Linked DNA regions of Homo sapiens: region 2 is linked to region 1. A link is a loop called in an ENCODE intact Hi-C map of the cell type or tissue named here. Cell type or tissue: PC-3. All regions are shown on one strand. Each heading gives the region's core, and the rest is flanking DNA. Links, peaks and the distances in the headings are about the cores only. Region 1 has its middle 26 kb from the start of PRKCA. Region 2 overlaps PRKCA (protein kinase C alpha).

Evidence for each region. A loop is a pair of places that touch in the nucleus more often than their neighbours do. Peaks named below come from ENCODE experiments on the same cell type or tissue, not always from the same donor. Only the 100,000 strongest peaks of a DNase experiment are listed, where the experiment ranks them.
Region 2: it touches region 1 in a loop (4-fold over the local background); 2 of 110 quality-filtered maps call a loop at or near these places.

The regions. Positions count from the first base shown.
Region 1 is chr17:66,272,029-66,280,358 of GRCh38, reverse strand. No RefSeq gene overlaps it. Among named protein-coding and RNA genes, the nearest start is that of PRKCA, 26 kb to the left of the region's middle. RefSeq lists a silencer at 3,534-3,828. In PC-3, for the core only: no CTCF peak of the experiment used is centred there; DNase peaks (open chromatin) are centred at 4,598 and 7,088; H3K4me3 peaks cover 1,504 bases; H3K27ac peaks cover 5,084 bases.
Region 2 is chr17:66,345,188-66,353,517 of GRCh38, reverse strand. The region is part of intron 2 of PRKCA (protein kinase C alpha); the gene reads right to left. Among named protein-coding and RNA genes, the nearest start is that of PRKCA, 47 kb to the right of the region's middle. RefSeq lists enhancers at 4,633-4,927, 7,293-7,587 and a silencer at 7,293-7,587. In PC-3, for the core only: no CTCF peak of the experiment used is centred there; DNase peaks (open chromatin) are centred at 4,727 and 5,637; H3K4me3 peaks cover 1,708 bases; H3K27ac peaks cover 2,521 bases.

The DNA.
Region 1 (8,330 bases), core at 135-8,134:
TTCTTTTCTTTTTGAGACAAGTTCTCACTCTGTCACCCAAGCTGGAGAGCAGTGGCGTGATCAGGGCTCACTGCAGCCTTGACCTTCTGGGCTCAAGTAATCCTCCCACCTCAGCCTTCCGAGTAACTGGGACTATGGGCAGCCCTGATCATGCCTAGCTAGTTTTTTGTATTTTTTTTTTTTTTTTTTTTTTTGTAGAGACAGAGTTTCACCATGCTGCCCAGGCTGGTCTTGAACTCCTGGGCTCAAGCAATTCATCCGCCTCAGCTTCCCAAAGTGCTGGGATTACAGGTGTGAGCCACTGTGCCCGGCAAATATTAATTTCTTAATTGACTCAGTGGCCACTCTGTCCTGAACTGCCACTCTGGGCCCTTATTCTCCAAAAGCTGCACTGTCATGGGTGTCAATGGCACCCCCAAATCAAAACACTTTACCCCTAAGCTACAGGCTAGAAAACTATATGGTAACTCTGGTTTCTAGTTATGCTGGAATGTCCTACTCTTTTATTGAGACAGGACTTCCTAGCCAGCTTTGCAGCCACTTTACATTTATCAGGCCCTCCTTCTTGGCAATGCTTGTATTTTCTAAACCAGCCTCAGAAAAACAGGAGATCCTCCATAAAATAAAGTCTCAAGTAGACCCATAAGTATGGGACCAAGAAACCCCTTGCAAAGCAATACATGCTCAGCCTGTGATCATCTCTTTTTTTTTTTTTTTTTTTTTTTTTTTGAGATCGGAGTCTCGCTCTGTCGCCCAGGCTGGAGTGCAGTGGTGCGATCTCGGCTCACTGCAAGCTCCGCCTCCCGGGTTCAAGCCATTCTCCTGCCTCAGACTCCCAAGTAGCTGGGACTACAGGCGCCCGCCACCACGCCCGGCTAATTTTTTTTGTATTTTTAGTAGAGACGGGTTTCACCATGTTAGCCAGGATCGTCTCGATCTCCTGATCTTGTGATGTGCCCGCCTCAGCCTCCCAAAGTGCTGGGATTACAGACTTGAGCCACTGCGCCCAGCCGTGATCATCGCTTTAAAGACAAAAACAATTTCCCATGCAAGAGCCAATATGCCCTCAAACCGGAAGCCAGGTGAGGACGCCAACCTTTAATTGAGAAGTTTTTAAAACAGGGCCTCCTGGTTCCATGTCAGTCAGTCTCTTTGTAATACTCCTTCCGTCCCTGTCCAAAAACCAAATGCAGAATAATCATCTAGTTCAAGACTTAGGAGCTATTAATGAGGTTGTAATTACCTTACATTCTATAGTGTCAAATCCTTTTTAATTACTTATTTATTTTTTTGAGACGGAGTCTTGCTCTGGAGTGCAGTGGCGCAATCTCAGCTCACTGCAACCTCTGCCTCCCAGGTTCAAGCAATTCTCCTGCCTCAGCCTCTGGAGTAGCTGGGACTACAGGCACGCACCACCATGCTTGGATAATTTTTGTATTTTTAGTAGAGACGAGGTTTCATCATGTTGGCCAGGCTGATCTCGAACTCCTGACCTCAAGCGATCCACATGCCTCGGCCTCCCAAAGTGCTGGGTTTAGAGGCGTGAGCCACTGCGCCCAGCCCTATAGTGTCAAATCCTTATGCCATATTTACCCAAATACCAGAGACACCAATTGATTCACGATATTAGATTTCAATAATGCTTTATTTTGTATCCTTTTACACTCTGACTCTCAATTTTTGTTTGCTTTTGGGTGGACTAATCCTGAAACTAATTTTACCCAGCAGTACACCTGGATAGTACTGCCTCAGGGCTTTAAGGATAGCCCTCACTTGTTCAGAAATGCTTTGCCACAAGAATTAAGAGAGTGGCCGTGTGCATGGGCTCACACCTGTAATCCCAGCATTTTAGGAGGCTGAGGCAGGTGGATCACGAGGTGAGGAGATTGAGACCATCCTGGCTAACATAGTGAAACTCCTTCTCTACTAAAATACAAAAAATTAGCCAGATGTGGTGGCACACGCCTGTAGTCCCAGCTACTCCGGAGGCTGAGGCAGGGGAATCGCTTGAACCAGAGAGGTGGAGATTGTAGTGGGCCAAGATAGAGGCATTGCATTCCAGCCTGGCAGCAGAGCGATTTTCTGTCTCAAAAAAAAAAGAGATAGATTCATTCTTTGATGTTATACATTATTATTATTATCTGTTTTAATATTAGTCACTGTTGTACAGAAACCAGCCAGTTATTGATCAGGCGACTACATGATGGGAATAGAATATTTGGGAATAAGATAATTAAAATAACTATGGGCAGTCCTATTATTGTAGGGGTAATGAAAGAGGCAAATGGATTTTCATTCATTTTAATTCTCAAGGGGTTTTGTTCTTCTATGATTAGAACTTTTCTTAGCATTAGGTTTGCACCGCAGTTCTGATAAATTTCCATCTTTTTCCAGGAATCTTCATGAATATTCCACCCCTTAATTCAATAAACCCATAAATGTAGGGACTCCAAACCCCATTGCACTTGCACTTCCCTTTCTTAAGTGTGTAATTCTGCCTTTGCAATAAATCTCTGTACTTTCACTGAAAGAAAAAAAAAAAAGGTCTCACTCTGTCACCCAGGCTGGAGCGCAGTGGTGCTATCACTGCTTACTGCATTTCAACCTCCAGGGCTCAAGCCATCTTCTCACCTCAGCCTCCCAAGTAGCTGAGACTACAGGCACAGGCCACCATGCCCGGCTAATCTTTTTATTTATTTATTAATTTTTTAGAGACGGGGTCTTGCTATGTTGCTCAGGCTGATCTTGAACTCCTGGCCTCAAGCAATCCTACCACCTCAGCCTTCCAAAGTGCTGGGATTACAGGCATAAGCCACCACACCTGGCCATGATAAAACTCCTTTTTGTCATGGAGAAAATCCTCAGTGCTCCACGCTCAGCTGCTGCATGTTCCAGAGCTTCACTTCTCCCTCCCGCAGTTCAGCCTTTGGCCATTTCATTCCTCATTAGCACCTTCCCTGGGAAGAAGAACAGAGAGAAGCTGGAACTCAGGTCAGTCAATTTTGCTATTAGTAACTGTTGCCAAGATTGAGTTGGGGAGAGGAAAAGAAGCAGTCAAAATAAAGGTTAGGAATTATGTGTATATTTTTATAATACAGCTGTCTATTTCTCTGTCTCTCATTTCTCTCTTTTTTTTTCTTTTTTTTTTTTGAGATGGAGTCTTTCTCTGTTGCCCAGGCTGGAGTGCAGTGGCACTGTGTCAGCTCACTGCAAGCTCCACCTCCCGGGTTCACACTATTCTCCTGCCTCAACCTCCTGAGTAGCTGGGACTACAAGCGCCCGCCACCACACCTGGCTAATTTTTTGTATTTTTAGTAGAGACGGGGTTTCACCATGTTAGCCAGGATGGTCTCGATCTCCTGGCCTTGTGATCCGCCCGTCTCGGCCTCCCAAAATTCTGGGATTACAGGCATGAGCCACTGCGCCCAGCCCTCATTTCTCTTTACTGAAACATCTCTGTAGAAAAGTCTGGGTCCCATGTCTCCACTTCCTCACCCCCACTCATTGCTTAACCCCACTCCCAATCCAGTGTTCTGCTAGGTTTGTCTTTTCCAAGGCCATGAGTAATCTCTTGGTTGCCAAATCATAGGGCCTTTTCTTATCTGTGTGATATTGGAATGGCTAACCTTAACACTCACTGTTCAGATTGCCAGCTATGCCCTTATCTTCTGAGAATACTTGTTGTCTACCCAACTCCATTTTCCCCTTCTGCTTTGCAATGCTTTTCTAGGGATATGTGCCCATCTAAGATACTACACTCCTAAACTCCTTTGCAGCTGTGACCAGTGAGATATGAGCAGGATTATGCACAGAGAGAGGCAGCCTAGAAAGCCATCAGCCACTTCTTCTGGCGGCTTGGACAGGATCCTGACTGTAGCCTCCTTTTTCCAGCCAGCCAGGGCTTTGGAGGCCTGAGATCATTACATCCTAATGAAATTTCCTTTTCCCGAATACAGCTGTGGTCTAAGCAGCCTCCTGTAGAATAAGTGTTCTGGGAGGCTGCAGCTATACCTTTGGGGGTCCCTGAGAAAGGGAACGGGAAATTCATTTGGGAGAAGAGGGTTTCTGTGTGAAGCATTGAGAATGATCCTTGGTTGTTCTTTCTGGTGCAAAGAGTGACATATCGAGAGACAACAGAGCTGTAGGGGATAGGGACAGGAGCCCCACCTAAGCACCAGCACGAGCCAGGCTGGAAGGGGGACCTCTTAGCTTGAGCAGCTGGAAATGCCCAGGTTCCTGCTTGTGCTTAGAGAATTGGAGGAGATTGGAGTGAGAAGTGCTCTGCAGAAGCCTCTGGAAGTCAATCTGACACCTCAGCGGAGGATGAGAAGCAGGCCCCATCAGGAGGACGGGTGGGACTGGGGTGGGGTGGGGCTGCATGGGAATGATTGTGCGGCGAGTAGACGAGCCAAGTAGGAAAAGATCAGCAAGTTGTATAAAGGCCACTGGGGAATACTCCTAGTTAGAGTGGGGGACCTTGGGCACAGTGAGTCACTGTGGCATCACACAATCCTTGCTGGTTTTGTTTTCTCAGTGACACATCTTCCTGATACACTGTGGTCACTCTACTGGCTAGTCTGCAAGTGGTGCCAGCTCACTGAGTCATCTACTGGAAAGACTGTCTTAGGCACGTAATACCTTGCAAAGATAATCTGCACTGCTGTGGGGTGGTCCATAGGGCTCAGATGAATTCCTGAGACTTTGGGTAAATCCTATTCTCTTCTGAGCCTCAGTTTTCTTAGCTATGAAATGAGAGTGGGATTCCACTTATGTGAACAAAGGCTATTGGCTTTGTTGTAAGGACTAACGAGGTGATATATTTATTTCTTATTTTTATTATTTTTATTTTATTTACTATTATTATTATTATTTTTTGGAGATGGAGTCTTGCTCCGCCGCCCAGACTGGAGTGCAGTGGCACAATCTCAGCTCACTGCAACCTCCACTTCCTGGGTTGACACAATTCTCCTGCCTCAGCCTCCCAAGTAGCTGGGATTACGGGCACATGCCAACATGCCTGGCTAATTTTTTTTTTTTTTTTTTGTATTTTAGTAGAGACAGGGTTTCACCACGTTGCCCGGGCTGGTCTCGAACTCCTGAGCTCAGGCAATCCGCCCACCTCAGCCTCCCAAAGTTCTAGGATTACAGGTGTGAGCCACCATGCCTGGCCTGTTTTTATTTATTTTATTTTTGAGACAGAGTCTCACTCTGTCACCCAGGCTGGAGTGCAGTGGTACGATCTTGGCTCACTGCAACTTCTGCCTCCCAGGCTCGAGCAAGCCTCCCACCTCAGCCTCCCCAGTAGCTGGGATTACAGGCATGCACCACCATGTCAGGCTAATTTTTGTATTTTTGGTAGAGATGGGGTCTCACTATGCTGGAGTTGGAGAACTCCTAGGCTTAAGCAATCCTGCCTTGGCCTCCCAAAGTGTTGGGATTACAGGCGTGAGCCACCATGCCAGGTGAGGTCTAGAATTTGAGGCCAGCCTGGGCAACATAGTGAGACCCTGCCTCTACAAAACACTTTAAAAATAATTAGCTGGGCATGGTTGCCTATGCCTGTAATACTAACTACTCAGGAGGCTGAGGTAGGAGGATTGTCAGAGCCCAGGAAGTCCAGGCTGCAGCCGGATGATGGAGCAAGACTCTGTCTCTAAAAAATTTTTGTAAATAGGCCAGGCGCAGTTGCTCACGCCTGTAATCCCAGCACTTTGGGAGGCCGAGACGGGCAGATCACGAGGTCAGGAGATCAAGACCATCCTGGCTAATGCAGTGAAACCCCGTCTCTACTAAAAATACAAAAAATTAGCCAGGCGCGGTGACGGGCACCTGTAGTCCCAGCTGCTTGGGAGGCTGAGGCAGGAGAATGGCGTGAACCCGGGAGGCAGAGCTTGCAATGAGCCGAGATCGCGTCACTGCACTCCAGCCTGGGTGACAGAGCAAGACTCCGTCTCAAAAAAAAAAAAAAAAATTGTAAATAATAATGATTTAAAAAAACATTCAGGCTCTTTCTGATACTTATGCATGGTCTAATGAATTCCCTTTCTTCTTGTTTGTGCAATGGCTGTCTCTAACACAAGGTTTAGACTTTTGAATACTTTTTTTTTTTTTGCACAGATACCGTTTCTTTTTCTTGTTTAGACACAGGATCTTGCTCTGTCACTGTCACCTAGGCTGGAGTGTGTAGCTATCACAGCTCACTGCATCCTCCAACTTCTGGGCACAAGGGATCCTGCCACCTCAGCCTCTTGAGTAGCTGGGACTACAGTTATGTACCACCCAGGCCCAGCTACACTTTTTAAAGAGATGGGGGTCTTGGTACATTGTCCAGCTGGTCTAGAACTCCTGGACTCAAGCAGTCCTTCTGCCTTGGCCTCTCAAGGTGCTGGGGTTGCAGGCATGAGCCACTGTGCCCAGCTTTTTGTTGTTGTTGTTTTGTTTTCGTTTTGTTTTGAGAGACAGGCTCTATCTCTGTCTCCCAGGCTAGAGTGCAGTGGCATAATCATAGCTCACTATAGCCTTGAATTACTGGGCTCAAGCAACCCTCCTGTCTTAACCTCCAGTGTAGCTAGGAATTTAGGTGTGTGGCACAACACCTGGCTGATTTTTAATTTTTTTATATAAATGGAGTCTCACTATGTTGGCCAGGCTGGTCTCAAACTCCTGGCCTCAAGCAATCCCCCTGCCTTGGCCTCCCAAGGTGCTGGGATTACAACCTTGATCCACCATGCCTGACCAGCACAGATAATTATTAATGATTGTTTCATACTCCAGATGTCAGCTTGCTTTGCAAAAATGTAGCAGTATCTATTATGTTCTTTGTAAAGATACGAGTAATAAAAGCTCACACTGCAAAATTTTCACAAATGTAATTTCATTTATTCTTCACCAAAGCCTTATTTTGTGGATCAGAACATTGAGGTTCACTGCCATCATGACTGATTTTCTAATTGTTATGATATCCTTCTGGAAAGGTGGGGTTTTTTTTTGCTGTTATCGTACATCTCAAGGGCCTTTAATGGGATGAGTGACTCACTGTAAAGTTTGTAAGTTGGGTGACTTTATCACTGACATCCCTCAGGAACAGCCACAAGAAGTAAATGGGGGTGGATTTTTAGTGTTTGCCACTGACACATTCTTAGTTTTAGCCAAAAAAAAAAAAAAAAGAAAAAGAAAAAAAGAAAAAGCTAAAGCAACTCATTACACAAGAATGCCGCCCCGTCTTGGACTCTCCTCTTCAACAAGGATGATTCCTGCCCTGTAAAATTACATTGTAAGAAACGTGTCAAAGATGAAAAAATTTGGAAGCATGTTCAATCAATAAGATTGCTGGAAAGCAAATGGAAATTACATTCTATCCAGGGAAAAGGAGAGCCAGCCACCTGCCAGAAATGGAAAGTTCACAGGACTGAAAAATAGCATCTGGCTTCCTTTGCAGTAGAATGTGGAGCCAAAAAGATACTTTCACTTAAAGGCAGTTAGGAAATTACCAGTTTGCTGTGAAGAGCACTGACCAGAGGGTGGGGAGAGGTGACAGAGGACAGCCACTGGAATCGGAGGAACCTGGCTGCTGATCTGGGCTCCTTCACTTCTGGGATAACCCCAGGCAAATTATCAACCTCTCCGGGCTGTTGTGGGAATTAAACAGAATAATGCATACAGGGCCCCTGTTAGCATCATATGCATCTAACATGCTAGTCCTCTTCCTCCACCCGTTGGGATCACCTTGTGACTTTCACCTTTTTTTGGTTGCTGTTGTTATTTGGTTTTTCTTAGTTTACATCAGACACCTTGTGCAGTGGGCGCCATCTCCCTTTATGGAAGGTGAAGAGGCCTCATGCTTCTTGCCTCTGACACGTGAAGAACAGGAACACGAACAGGCCTGAACTCTTATGCACTTTCATATCTTTTTGTTTTTTTTTTTTTTTTTTTTTTTTTTGAGGCAGGTTCTCACTCCGTCATCCAGGCTGGAGTACAGTGGCACAAACTCGGCTCACTGCAACCTCCGCCTCCTGGGTGCAAGCAATTCTCCTGCCTCAGCCTCCTGAGTAGCTGGGATTATAGGTGCCTACCACCATGCCTGGTTAATTTTTTTGTATTTTTATTAGAGACGGGGTTTCACCATGTTGGCCAGGCTGGTCTCGAACTCCTGACTTCAAGTGATCTGCCTCCCTTGGCCTCCCAAAGTGCTGGGTTTACAGGCATGAGCCACCGTGCCTGGCCGAACTTTCATATCTTCATTTGGATTGCCTGAAAGCAGAACAACAGGCAAGGGCATGGGTGTCGGGAGTTTATTTTGGGAGTCATCCTAGGGAGCAAGGCTGTAGGAG
Region 2 (8,330 bases), core at 251-8,250, 73 kb before region 1:
TCTTGAACTCTTCACCTCAGGTGATCCACCCGCCTCAGCCTCCCAAAGTGCTGGGATTACAGGTATGAGTCACCATGCCCAGTGCCTTGGTGCTTTCAAAACAGAAGTCGGAAGGGAAAGCAAACTCCTTTTCTGAATCAAATCACCTGATTATATCTGCCGTCTAAAGGATACCTATCATAAAATTCGGCACACAGCCCAAATAGAAGGTTACCAAAAGCAATCAGAAAAATTAAAGATTAGGATCAAAATGAGTCATCAAAAATGGTTAAGCTTCACCAAAATGTGCAGAAAGATCTGCTTGTGCTGCACTTAATGGAAAGGATTTCAAATGTTAAATCTAGGACATACCCCTTTAACCAGGGGACTTTATTAGTTTAATGCAAATCATAGCCACCCAGCTGTGTAGTAGATCTCTGGAGTGCATGGCATAAAAAGAACCTATCTTCATTGCAACCAGGTAGTTGGTTGACAATTAGCAATAACTCTTGACAGACTAAAACGTCTAACAGGATATTAAAAACAGATACCGAAGAAATACATAGAAATATAAATGGCTGGATAAAATTATTTCATCTCTGAAAAATCAAGAACACCCTTCATATACCATTCTTCGCCACTTCCCTCCTCCCCAAACCCTAAAATAATACAACTCAGGCCGGGCACGGTGGCTCATTCCTGTAATCCCAGCACTTTGGAAGGTAGAGGCGGGCGGATCACAAGGTCAGGAGTTCAAGACCAGCCTGGTCAACATGGTGAAACCCCGTCTCTACCAAAAATACAAAAATTAGCTGAGTGTGGTGGCACGCACCTGTAGTCCCAGCTACTCGGGAGGCTGAGGCAGGAGAATCACTTGAACCCAGGAGACGGAGGTTGCAGTGAGCTGAGATTGCGCCACTGCACTCCAGCCTGGCAACAGAGAGAGACTCCATCTCAAAAAAAAAAAAAAAAAAAAAAAACCTCAAAAAACACCACAAATTCAAGATGCTCTTTTTTCTCCTGATATTCTTTCCCTTTCATCTGCCCTAAAGCTAACCAGAAGAATGTCAACCGCCTCAGCAGAATTATCACTTAGCCCTGCAGCAGAGAACTCCTGGGCTGTCTGCAGAGCCCATGCCCTGCTCTTGATAGTTCATTTCATGGTCACAGAAAAGCCTCCAGGCCTCAGATAGTACATTTCATGATCACAGAAAAGCCTCCAGGCCTCAGGAAGACACTGATGAGTTCCCTCAAAAGGCAGAGCAGAAAATAATTAGAAATAAAGGAAATAGGGTACTGTCCGGACCCTATGGCTTGCTCTGAGTTTTGTAGCCCTACTAGACTATTTCCAGAACCTTGAAATAGCTTCCAGACTCTGGGATCTCACGTCAGCCCTCTAAGCCACATTTATTCCCCAGCCCCATTCCCATGAGCAGAGTTCATTGGACTTGGGTAGACAGCTGACCACATTGGGCCAACCAAATTCTTCCTCAGGAATTTAAACAGAGACTTGTGTCTGTCTGCATTTGAACTTGAAGGCAGAGGTATGCTCACGACGTGACACTGCCAGTTTAGACCCTAAGAGCAGGGAAGTGGAGGAAGCCCAACCACTGCCACAGAGAACGAATCTGATACTGGGAGAGAAGCACGGGTGAGTCCCAGGGTTCTCGGGGTGAAAGAGCAGTGCCTTGGCTCCTGGTATTGCCCTAGTCCTGGTTCCAGACTCCCTTGTAGCCTGGCAGCATTTCCTGCCCTTCTCCCCATAAACCACCCTGTGAATCCTTATACAAATTCTACTTTTATGGTTTACGCTGGTTTGAGTAGGCATTTATTATTTGTAACCAATAAGATATAGTCACATGTTTAATCGTTTAAAAAGTTAATATTTAATGATTTATAACCCCAGGAGAATAGCTTATAGCACACATTTCTTTAGCAGCACATACTAAAATGTATTTGTTTCCAATGTCAAAATCTATTTTTTATGTTTCCCAATAGCCCTTTCTAAACACAGCCACATATAGGGTATTAGTACTCACTCTCCCTGGCCTACGGGATGAGCTCTCGAATCTAAAAACCTTGGGTGAAACATTTTACTTTCAGATCTTCAAACTGAGGAAAGAGTCTCACAGACTAAAACACATACCATAGGAACCAACACAATGCCAGGAACACTTGCTCAGGACTCAGAAACGGGGGCACCAAAACTGGGCTGGAGTTTAGGTAATAGCCACTAGCCATGGCAGTCCCTGCCCTGTCAGTTGGCACGCGCCCATAGCCTGAAGGAGGAAGTAAAATCAGAACAGTGCTAACACTTCATGGTTTTCCTGGCCAGGAAATTCGGCTGTACTCATTCAAGCATCCACCCATTCCACATTCACTGCATACCCACTCCCCACTACATACCAAGCTCAGCACCACACGATGGGGAATACTGGGGTGATTATGACAGACCCTGTCCACTCAGAGTTTCTTCCATCAAACATTCACACTTTAGTAAGACAGAGGAAACTGGCACACAGACAATTACATTGTACTGCAGTCCATGATAAAACGAGAAGTGTGGCAGATCGCAGCAATGCAGAGAAAGAACGCTGCGAGTTCCACACATTGAAAGGGAGGGAGGAAACCAGAGTCAACTAAACATGCCTCTGGACTGTGCATTTGCACACGAATGCTCATGGAAGGCTAGGGACCGTCAAAAACTGGTCCCAGGCTAGTCACGGTGCCTCACGTCTGTAATCCCAGCAGTTTGGGAGGCCAAGGCAAGCAGATTGCTTGAGCCCAGGAGTTCAAGGCCAGCCTGGGCAACACAGCAAAACCCCATCTCTACCAAGGGGAAAAAAAAATTAGCCAGGTGTGGTTGTGTGCACCTATAGTCCCAGCTACTTGGGAGGCTGAGGTGGGAGGATCGCTTAAGCCTGGGAGGTCAAGGGTGCAGTGAGCCACGACGGTGCCACTGCACTGCAGCCTGGGTGAGAGAGTAAGATCCTGTCTCAAAAAAGATTAAAAAAAATAATAAAACTGGCCCCAAACACAAATGAACAGAATTCCAAAAATGGAAAATAACATAATTTTAGATTTTTATTTCCATTTTCTGTTTCCTTTAGGAAAGGGAAACAGAAGTGGTCTCCCCTGTAATCAATCCCTCCCTGTCTCCTGTGGGTCCACGGACACCCACATGAAAGACCCCAGCTCCCTGCCTGGGTGAGCCCCGGGCAGGACTGACCACTCAGACGGCTCATTTGGTCACACCTTTCCTGAGCCCTTCCTCTCAGATCAGAATTGCCTGTTACCTACACCGAGCATCCAAGCTCGTTTTCCAACATGTGAAAAGCCAGTTTCCAAAGGAAAAAGGAAAAAAATAAAAAGGCACTGTTACCACCAATTTATCCCCTCATTTGTAACCAGGCTGAGCTGTAAGCAGACCCCTGCCAGCACCTGAAAGGCCATCGCTCTGAGGACACTAGCCCGAGCTTTAGTTACAATATCTTTTTTCACTGCCCATTAGGTGCTCAGCTGCCCCCTCTCTCCTTTCCCCACACACGCCGGCTCCTAGGGTGGACTTTTTTTTTAACCTCTGTAACTAAATAACCTGATAACGCCATGTGATAAGGGAATGGTGGCCTAAAAACCCTAAGTTTCCAATTCCAGCAGCCATGGCTCCATTTTCATGTTTCACACACAGAAGACATTAACGAAGGCCCTAAAAATAAGAGACACTGGAGGCAGCCAAAGAGACACCTAACACTCAATCAAAGCCGTGCAAGTGAGGAGAGCAGTTTTTGGGAGCCAGGCCAAACACTGTTCTATTGGAGGAATGAATTTTGTGTTTGTGCGCAGTCAGCAGCCCAGAGGAGATGTGAGAATACAGGACCTGGACAACTAAAGGCCCGGGAAAACCCTCTCTGTCCTGCCAGAGTCTACCGCATGGGCAAACACTCCATACCCAAACTGTTCAAAAGGGATGACTTATTTCTTCCATGCAAAAGGCCAGAAGAAAAATGAAAAGCCAGAAGGAGAGAGGAAACAAGGGTGTGATGGTTTCTTTGCAAACCTCTACTGCGGAACAGCTCCATACTCACCAAGCCAGGTCTACACAGCAGGCCTGGTTTAGTGTTGGCTACTGGTTTTCCATCCCTAAGACATGTGCAACCTTGCCAAATGCGGGGGGTAGCAGGGTAGGCAGGCAGCATATTCATCCTCAGGGGAGAACAGCAAAAGCCCAGAAGGAATTTTAATTTCTCTTATAAAACAAAAATCTCAAGACAAAAACTTTACTGCCAAACTTTACATGGAAAGCAAAAATAAACTATTTGCTTTATACCTGCTGCCACAGGTATGAAATATTTTATTAGATGACTGTCCACTCACCATTAGGCTGACTCTCAAATTATGGACAGGAAGAGAGCAAACCGTTCACTTGATGGACGCAGCTAAGATGAACACTCAGCTGCTCACATTGTGTTCAGGTTCTGGTGCATTTTGAACACTTCGTAAGAGAAATTACTGAAGCTCTTAATAACAAACTTGCCTTCCAGAACAGAAAGGTTTTATGAAAAAATCCTCAACCAAACCCTTGATACATTCTCAGTTAAATGCTATACTAAAAGTTCTCAGGAAGTCTCTATTTTGGAGACCTGTAATTTTTAACCGTATAGTTTGGTTGCTGCTGACTAAAGCTGAGAGTAATTTTACAACTCCATTATCCACATGTGGATGACTCATTTGTTAGATTAGCCTAACTTCCAGCTGCCCTCCCCCTCTGCTGTTCAACCTGCTGCTGGATAATGTTCCAACTGCCTGCTCTAAGAGGCTGAAAGTATGCAAACCCATCTTAACACAACACAGAGACAAAATGAGATAGTGGTGTTGACTATGTTTTGAATGCATTTCTCCAAGACAAATAAGAGTTTTGGATTGATGCACTGTTTTGGGCAATTGGCACAATTTCACTTTATTAGTATGAATTTTAATGTGATGTTTCTAACCTCTTAAATCAAAGTGTGCCTCAAAGTATGCTCCACAAACCCTTAAGGGTCCTCATGATCAAACCACTTTAATGATAATACTGAGCCACTATTTGCCTTTTTCCTTGTGTTGACGTTTGCACTGATGGTGCAAGAGCAATGGTGGTGTGACAGCAGGAACCTTAGCCTGAGTCAAGGTGACAGTGCCAGGCGGTACTAGCAGGAATTATGTTCTTCCCACCATGAAATCCCAGGGGCTTTTTGTTGTCTTTTATGCCAGTTTCATTTAAGAAAGTCTCGATGAAGCATTAACAATTATTGATTCTGGGCCAGGCATGGTGGCTCACACCTATAATCACAGCACTTTACGAGGCCAAGGCAGGTGGATCACATGAGGCCAGGAGTTGGAGACCAGCCTGGCAAACATGGTGAAACCCCATCTCTACTAAAACTATAAAAATTAGCCGGGCGTGGTGGCGTGTGCCTGTAATCCCAGCTACTCATAAGTCTGAGGCAGTAGAATCGCTTGAACCCAGGAGGTGGAGGTTGCAGTGAGCTAAGACTGGGCCACTGCACTCCAGCCTGGGCACAGAGCAAGACTTTGTCTCAAAAAAAAAAAAAAAAAAAGGTTCAGAATTCTGAGTAAATATTCTGACACATAAAGCATTTGGCTACACTCCAGGGATGAGGGCTGTCTTGAGCTGAGCAGCCACTCTCTCCATGAAACACCACTTTGACTCAAAAGAACAACTACAATATGGTTGCTTAGACTTGGATATTTGGCAGATACTTTTTTGAAATACAATAAAGTTTTCCAAGTGAAAAACACAATCTTAGAAAATGTGCATCTACCGTCAGCTTGACGGCTTCCTAATAATACTTAAAGGCTCTTTGATGAGACTGATGGTGATACTAATAATTGTGACTTTTTTGATGTTGAATAATGAAATGTGTCAACATTTAGAAGAACCTGCAGAACTCAATGAAATAGTGTTTTCCAAACTAAAGAATGCGGTCACACCAACACATAAAAGAGCCATTCAACACATAAGATGGACCAATATGAAACACAGACACGGTTTCATTCTCTACCTTGCAACCAACCTTTGAGAAACTTACTTGCCAACGACCACTATCAAAAGTATCAAAGAATATCTCCAGTTACGTGAAAAAGCTATTAAAATATTCCCTCCTTTTTTCAATTACATATATGTGTTAGACATACACTTCAACCAAAACATATCACAACAGATTGAAGCAGAAGCAGCTGAGAGTCCAACTATGTTTTATTTAAGTCAGACAGAAGAGGGATGTAAAACACCACTCTTCCCACTAAATTTTTTTTGTTAGGGAAAATGTCCTTTTTCATAAAATTATGTAGTTTGTGTAACTGTATAAAGGGATTACTATTACTATTTTAAATCAATTAATAAATCTTTAAAATCTCTCATCTTAAATTTCTAATATGACCAATATCAGTAGATAAAATCTATGTAAATAAAACTCTTTAGAGTCCCCAATAATTTTTTTTTTTTTTTTAGATGGAGTCTTGCTCTGTCACCCAGGCTGGAGTGCAGTGGCATGATCTTGGCTCCCTGCAACCTCCGCCTCCCGCGTTCAAGTGATTCTCCTGCCTCAGCCTCTGGAGTAGCTGGGATTACAGGTGTGAGCCACCACGCCCAGCTAATTTTTTGTATTTTTAGTAGAGATGGGGTTTAACCATGTTGGCCAGGGCTGGTCTCGAACTCCTGACCTCAAGTGATCTGCTTGCCTCGGCCTCCCAAAGTGCTGGGATTACAAGCGTGAGTCACTGCACCAAAAGCCATCCTAAGAACTAGTGCCTTAATCTATACTAAAAAATTCAACATGTCAACTCTATTTAATATTTTCAAATAAAAATGGATTTCCAGTATCATAGGACATAATATTTCTAATAAGCTTGGCTTTTTAAAACATATACTTTGTTGATATGCCCAGGGATCATCTCTTAGGATCTGTAGTTTTCATACTAAAATCCACCCAACAGCCAGGCACAGTGGCGCAAACCTGTAAAACCAACCACTTGGGAGGCTGAAGCAAGAAGCTTGAGCCCAAGAGTTCAAAAGTCCATCCCGGGCAATATAGCAAGACTCTGTCTCTAATTTTTTTTTTTTAATTTAAAAAAGATATCTCAGCAGGGCGTGGTGGCTCAGGCCTGTAATCTTAGCACTTTGGGAGGCCAAGGTGGGCAGATCACTAGGTCAGGAGATCGAGACCATCCTAGCTAACACGGTGAAACCCTGTCTCTACTAAAAACACAAAAAAATTAGCCAGGCGTGGTGGCACGTGCCTGTAGTCCCAGCTACTCGAGAGGTTGAGGCAGGAGAATCGCCTGAACCCAGGAGGTGGAAGTTGCAGTGAGCTGAGATAGTGCCACGTGCGCACTCCAGCTTGAGTGACAGAGTGAAACTCCATCTCAAAAAAAAAAAAAAAGCAAAAAAAGATAACGCAATAGCTTATCTTTTACTGGCACTCAGTCATTCACTCAGAATGTAGTTACTGAGCACCTTCCAGATGATGCTAGAAATATCAGCAACACTGCCCTCATGGACATTATGTTCCAGTGGCATTCATCCATCATCTACTTAGGTATTCGTTCAATGAAATTAATTAGCCATCTATTATATGCCAGGCACTGTGCTTGGTCTAGGAATCAAAATGTTGATACACCTAACTGCATTTTTTATTAGGGCTATAAATTCCATTTTCAAATGTTTTCAAAATTTTTGCTCATTTCCAAATTTCCTTGAAGTTCAGAGAGATTTCTTCATCCTCAATCTGAAGGCTACTGCTTCTATATATTTTTCCTGCCTGCAATTTTACGATGAAATAACTCAAGTTTTAAGGTAAGAGAAATAAGTCAATAATCAGGACTGTCGTACAGTCAGCCACCTCCCTGACACTGACTTTTTCATTTCCATGATAAAAAAAGGAAAATGGTCCCTGACCCTGGAGCTCCAGGAAAGCCAGCTTCCAGCACTTTGTGAAGGGAATGCATCCCTCGGGAGGCTCAAGAGAACTGGAAGCTGCCTCTATTGGCAGGATGACCCGGGATGACACGGATTTCCTTATAAAACTAATTAGGCAAGTGATGGCATATATAAACACTACTCTGAAAGTCATTAAAGCAAGATTCCAGAGGAAACTGAAAGATAATTGTCCATTAGTTACACAGGCTGAACATAAATGATTGCTTCAGAAATTCAACTTCCTAACAAGGTTTTCTAATTCAATCACAATTTAAATACACACACACACACACAAAAGTAGCTAGAAAACTGGTGTAGGAAGTAATGGTGGTAACATATAAATCTCAAATGTGTGAATTGATAACAATTCTGT